Linked DNA regions of Homo sapiens: region 1 is linked to region 2. Evidence: chromatin loops called from intact Hi-C (ENCODE). Cell type or tissue: heart right ventricle. All regions are shown on one strand. Each heading gives the region's core, and the rest is flanking DNA. Links, peaks and the distances in the headings are about the cores only.

The links. Peaks named below come from ENCODE experiments on the same cell type or tissue, not always from the same donor. Only the 100,000 strongest peaks of a DNase experiment are listed, where the experiment ranks them.
Region 1: it touches region 2 in a loop (6-fold over the local background); 4 of 110 quality-filtered maps call a loop at or near these places.

What each region holds. Positions count from the first base shown.
Region 1 is chr15:24,533,553-24,536,471 of GRCh38, reverse strand. It overlaps a transcript of LOC105370733 not described here. Among named protein-coding and RNA genes, the nearest start is that of PWRN1, 23 kb to the left of the region's middle. In heart right ventricle, for the core only: no CTCF peak of the experiment used is centred there; no DNase peak of the experiment used is centred there.
Region 2 is chr15:24,323,727-24,326,645 of GRCh38, reverse strand. It overlaps LOC105370733 (a long non-coding RNA gene), which reads right to left and starts at 900. Exons shown (of 4, transcript XR_007064537.1): 1 at 217-900. In heart right ventricle, for the core only: no CTCF peak of the experiment used is centred there; no DNase peak of the experiment used is centred there.

The DNA of each region.
Region 1 (2,919 bases), core at 291-2,790, 210 kb before region 2:
TGTGACCAGAATCTTAGAAGAACTGCTTTCCCATGCTGAACGTGCCAGAGGACCTGTTTTGTCCCTTCAGGGTTTACAGTCATATCAAAAGACACTGGTATCCCAGAAGCGGGGAACTAGAGCTTGTGCCTGAGCAATCAATATTTTAGCCTTCTCAAATGCTACCACTTGTTCTTTAGTTCTTTATCCTAGATCTGTTTTTGTTTTTTTGAGACAGGGTTTCTAGCTCTTTCGCCCAAGTTGGAGTGCAGTGGCACGATCTCAGCTTACTAAATACTCCACCTCCCAGGTTCAAGCAACTCTCATGCCTCAGCCACACAAGTAACTGGGATTACAGGTATGCATCACCATGCCTGGCTAATTTCTTGTATTTTTAGTAGAGATGAGGTTTCACCACGTTGCCCATGCTGGTCTTGAACTCCTGGCCTCAAGTGATCTGCCTGCCACGGTCTCCCAAAGTGCTGGGATTACAGGTGTGAGCTACTGTGCCCAGCTGAGATTGCTTCTTTAATAGTCAGTATAGGGGATGCAAACATGGAGGTAAACATGGAATGAAAGCCCACTGGTATCCCAAAAGACCTAGGAAACTTTGTAACTGTTTAACTGTTTTAGGTATGGAAAACTTATATTTTCTCAATGACCAAGCCTGAAGTAAGGTGTCTTACCTGGCCAAGTGATCCATAGGAACTTTGCAGCTGGTTCCAGGCCTTGTACTTTTGTGAGTTGATGGCCCATCCTCTGGATTGAAGAAGGGTGTCAATGCATCTCCGTGTTGCTGTAGCAATGACAAGTCTTCAGAAGTTAGAGTATCATCAATATAATGACTGCAAGTCAGGGTAAAAGGGATGCTAAAGAAGGCATTAGCTAAATCTAACACAGCATGATAAGTGCCTATGTTTTGTATTAATTGCTCAATCACTTGAGTTACATTACATAAAGGAGCATGTATCTTAGAAAGATCAGTAGTGTCCACTTATCTACTGTCATATCCAAGTGCCATCAGATTTTATTATTGGTCACACAGGATGGCTGAAAGGACTCTGGGCTGGCCAGATAATATTAACTTTGGCCAATTTCTCCATGGCGGCTGTGACTTCTTATATTCTACCAGGAAGATGGTATTGTCTCACATTAACAATACATTGTGGGGGAGGGAGGTGTACACCTTCTAATTTTGCCTCCAATCTTAATACAGCCTTTGTCATAGGTGAGATTCCCCCACAGATGTTTGTAAAGTGCATCCTAAGAAGACATCCATATTCAAGATGTTTTCTGCAATAGGTGAGATAAAGACAGGAGAGTAAGCAAAGAGGGAACTCCAGACAAAACTAAGGAGGAGAGGAGTTTGTTTCTCTCAGATTTTTAACCCCTCACAACCATCTATAGCTTCCCACTTACCAGGGTGTCTCTCTGGATTTCCATCAATTAAGACACATTCTGCACCTGTGCCCACTAAAGCTAAGGTTCTCTTAGTGCTGTTTTAGACTCCAATCAATAGTGAGCTCCAAATACGGCCTCTGGTCACCCCCTATTGCTCTTACACAGAAGCAGCCTTGACCCTACCTATGATCTCCAGGCTGGAAAGAAGTGCACCCCTGAATTTTTACCAAAGGTTTCTTCCTGTCTTTCTCCCTCTTCTCATGGGGGGTGGGGGAGGTAATAAGAAGGTGTCTAAACTATTGATCAGGAGTCAGGTCTTTCCATACCCCACTAATATGCCACTGGGTTGCCCATCTATATTCTCTTTGTCAATCCCAGCTGAAATCAGATCATACCACATTTGTTTCCTAGTAACCTTAATTGTGTCTTTTTTAAACTCCTTTTTTCAGTCCAGCAGACTTTGTTTCTCCCTTTTTCCATTTTCCTTTAGCAACCAGTCATACCTAATCTCTTTCCTTTTGAGTTTCTAGGAAATCTGAAATGGCTTTCCCTATAACTTATCCCATAAGGGGGTTATTTCACTTCCGGGGTACTTCTGTCTCAATTTTTCAGGTTCATTCCCTTTTAGGGAGATATCATCCCTACTGGTGTCCCATAGCTGCACCATTCATGTACATAAGGCTTTCTCTTGGCAGCTGTTTTAAAGTTTTTATTATATCCAGTAATCCTACCCAGGCCTCTGTGTGTTGGAATTTTGCTTTCCACTGCATGAACAGTTTCACTCTCAAATGGGAAGGATAATGATCTTCCTCCTCTGAGTTAAACTCTATGTCATCATCTGGCTCACTGGTTGTTTCCCAAGAATTACAGGTATTTGCATCCCAGCCTGCACTGGCAAAGACAGTCCACACATTCAGCTGGCACAGCTTTCTCTCTCTCAGCCACACAAAGTGGCAAGGTACAATTTCCAACTGTGCCTCTTGAGTTTCAAGTTTATCATAAAACCAGACATTAACACAGACATGGAAGTTCTCATCCCTTTCTCACTGCGATTCTTTTCCTAGCTTCCCTCCCCTTGCCTCAGCTGCTACCTGTGCTTTCGTGACCACTCACATAGATAATAACAGCAGCAAACTCACTGTTGTCACTGTTTTGCCACCTTTTTCACCACAGTGAGTCATAGTTTTTAGTAACGTTTTACTAAAAAGCTTTAAACACACATAGTGGTCCACAGACATGTAGCATATGGGCAACACCACCCAAATGGATGAGGAGGGCGCTTGTAAAACTTCCTCCACAGACGCTTCTTTCCCCTTGTCCATACTTTGGTTTCCTGGCTGGCCATTTGCTCCGTTAAAGGACCGTATACACAAAGCAACTCTCAAATGCCAAAGGATCTGAAAAATTAAAGAAGAAGGCAGAAAATCCATTTAGTCAGTACTGGTTAATTTATAGATGGAACTTACACACAGAACCATACCCTTGGATGGTTGCAGGTAGGCAGTTGTTCACACTGTTACTCTCCAGACCCAGGGTTAA
Region 2 (2,919 bases), core at 285-2,784:
CATTTTTCTCTCTCTCAGCCACACAAAGTGGCAAGGTACAATTTCCAACTGTGCCTCTTGAGTTTCAAGTTTATCATAAAACCAGACATTAACACAGACATGGAAGTTCTCATCCCTTTCTCACTGCGATTCTTTTCCTAGCTTCCCTACCCTTGCCTCAGCTGCTACCTGTGCTTTTGTGACCACTCACATAGATAATAACAGCAGCAAACTTACTGTTGTCACTGTTTTCCCACCTTTTTCACCACAGTGAGTCATAGTTTTTAGTAACGTTTTACTAAAAAGCTTTAAACACACATAGTGGCCCACAGACATGTAGCATATGGGAACGCCACCCACATGGATGAGGAGGGTCGCTTGTAAAACTTCCTCCACAGATGCTTCTTTCCCCTTGTCCATACTTTGGTTTCCTGGCTGGCCATTTGCTCCATTAAAGGGCCGTATACACAAAGCAACTCTCAAATGCCAAAGGATCTGAAAAATTAAAGAAGAAGGCAGAAAATCCAGGAGGACTACCTGTCTCATAGCCTGTAATTTTTGTGGTAACACCCAGGTTGACATGATTTTACACTAAGGACAGTAAATAAATGAGAGATCAGAAGGCATTCATTGAACAGGGGCAAATCAGAAGTAACATGGTGGACTAGCATCCAAGATGGGTCATTTTGTCTCCACAGGTGTTCTATAACCTGCTTTTTTTTTCGAGGTACAGCTGGGAATATTAATGTAAGTGCAAGACATGCAAGGTTTTATCCTTCCCTGTCTTCAGTAGCACAGTGATGAAGAGAACAGTCTCTGCAGGGAAATGTCTAGTGTGAAATGAACTCTCCAAAATATAAGAACATGTAATATTTGACCACAGACAGAAGAATCAATAGGCTGGGCACGGTGGCTCACACCTGTAATCTCAGCACTTTGGGAGGCCAAGGCGTATGGTCAGGAGTTTGAGACCAGCCTGACCAACATGGTGAAACCCCATCTCTACTAAAAATAAAATAAAATAAAATAGCCAGGTGTGGGGACGTGTGCCTGTAGTCCCAGCCACTCAGGAGGCTGAGGGAGGAGAATTGCTTGAACCCTTGAGGCAGAGGTTGCAGTGAGCCGAGATCGCAACATTGCACTCCAGCCTGGGTGACAGAGCGAGACTGTGTCTCAAAAAATTAATAATAATAAAATAAAGAATCAATAAAAATAAAAAAAGAGTTGAAAATCTGATAGATGCCTATATAAACAAATAATCCAAAAGAAAAAGTAATGGAAAAAGGTGAATTTTCTTATTTTTTCTTTTTTTTTTTTTTGAGACGGAGTCTTACTCTGTCACCCAGACTGGAGTGCAGTGGGGCCATCTTGGCTGACTGCAAGCTCCGCCTCCCAGGTTCACGCCATTCTCCTGCCTCAGCCTCCCAAGTAGCTGGGACTACAGGTGCCCGCCACCACCCCTGGCTAATTTTTTGTATTTTTAGTAGAGATGAGGTTTCACCGTGTTAGCCAGGATGGTCTCGATCTCCTGACCTCATGATCCACCACCTCAGCCTCCCAAAGTGCCGGGATTACAGGCATGAGCCACCGTGCCAGGCTGGAAAAAGATGAATTTTCAATAAATATTTCAGTATACCTAATGTCCATCGGGAGAAATAAAATTTACTTTTAAACTCATGCACAAAATCAACTTCAGGTGGATTATAGACCTCCATAGAAAAAAGAATTCAATGGAGTATTTAGAATTTAATATAGGAAAATAATTTCATTACAATAGGGTAGGTGAGGAATTCTTAAAAAGCACCTACAAAGTGTTTATTCTAAGAGAGAAATGCTATTCTAACATAGTTGATGTGAGTAGGAACACTGGGTCAAACTCAAAGTTGTTCTAAGTCTTTTCCTATAGGGCTTTAGCTCAGATTCAGAGTTAGAACTTTCAGAAGGTCACAGTAGTGTCTACCTCTTGAGATGCTGTAACAACTTAATGCACTCATACACAAAATGTGTAGACTAATAGCAGCTTTGAAAGGAAAATAAAATCTCAGGACACTAAATCACTATGCCCAGTGGGAAAGTTAGGCTTGGGAACTGTGTCACACTAAAACTGACTTCCTTTTTTTCTCAAGTAGACAGCTGTAATTATACATGGTTACTTTATCTTATGCAAAATGTAGATCCAGCAAACACGAGATGAATTCATACTCAACTTTATCCCCCACTCCTCTATTTGCACATATCAAATGTGGTTTCAGTGAGTGCTAATCAAAGCCTCACGAGAATGCAAACGCTTGCCTCAGTGCCTAGCCCTCTTTGCTTTTTTCCCCCTTCCCCTACTGCTCACTTTTTCCCCTTTAAATGCTGAAGTCATCAAAACTTGCTTTGGAAAAAGCACAGATCACAGATCCTGCTGTAATTTGTGTTGCTTTTTCCCATGCACTTTCTCAACGTTGGCAAGATCTAGCTCTAAATTTACTGAGACCTGCCTCAGTCACTTTTCAGTTTATATTTTGGAAAGCACAATGAGTTCTGTGCAGAGTTTCGCCCTTTGGCCTGCAGCAACTCTCCTAGAAGGGCCCTGGTACAGCCAACTGGAAGCTTTGTATTGCTCTGACTGATTGGATGATTTGCTGAGGTCTGGGAGCCTCCCCCTACACAGATCCCTGATCTCCCAAACTTTTTGCTGGAGGTCTGAGGTATGTTCTCTTGTAGAACTCCCTCTCTGGGAGTTTGCTGCTTCTGAGGAGGCAGAGCGCAGTCTTCCACTTGGGCCAGCATCTCCAAGTAAGGAGCTGGCTGGGGGTTTTTAAATGGGATTTGGTGGCTTTGAGTCTAGCTTTCTTCTTAGCCAGTTACAAATTCTTAGGTTCAAAGATCTCAACTTACGTAAACTGTGCAATCACTTTTTCTTACTGTTTTGGTAAAAATCACTGTTTGTCTCCT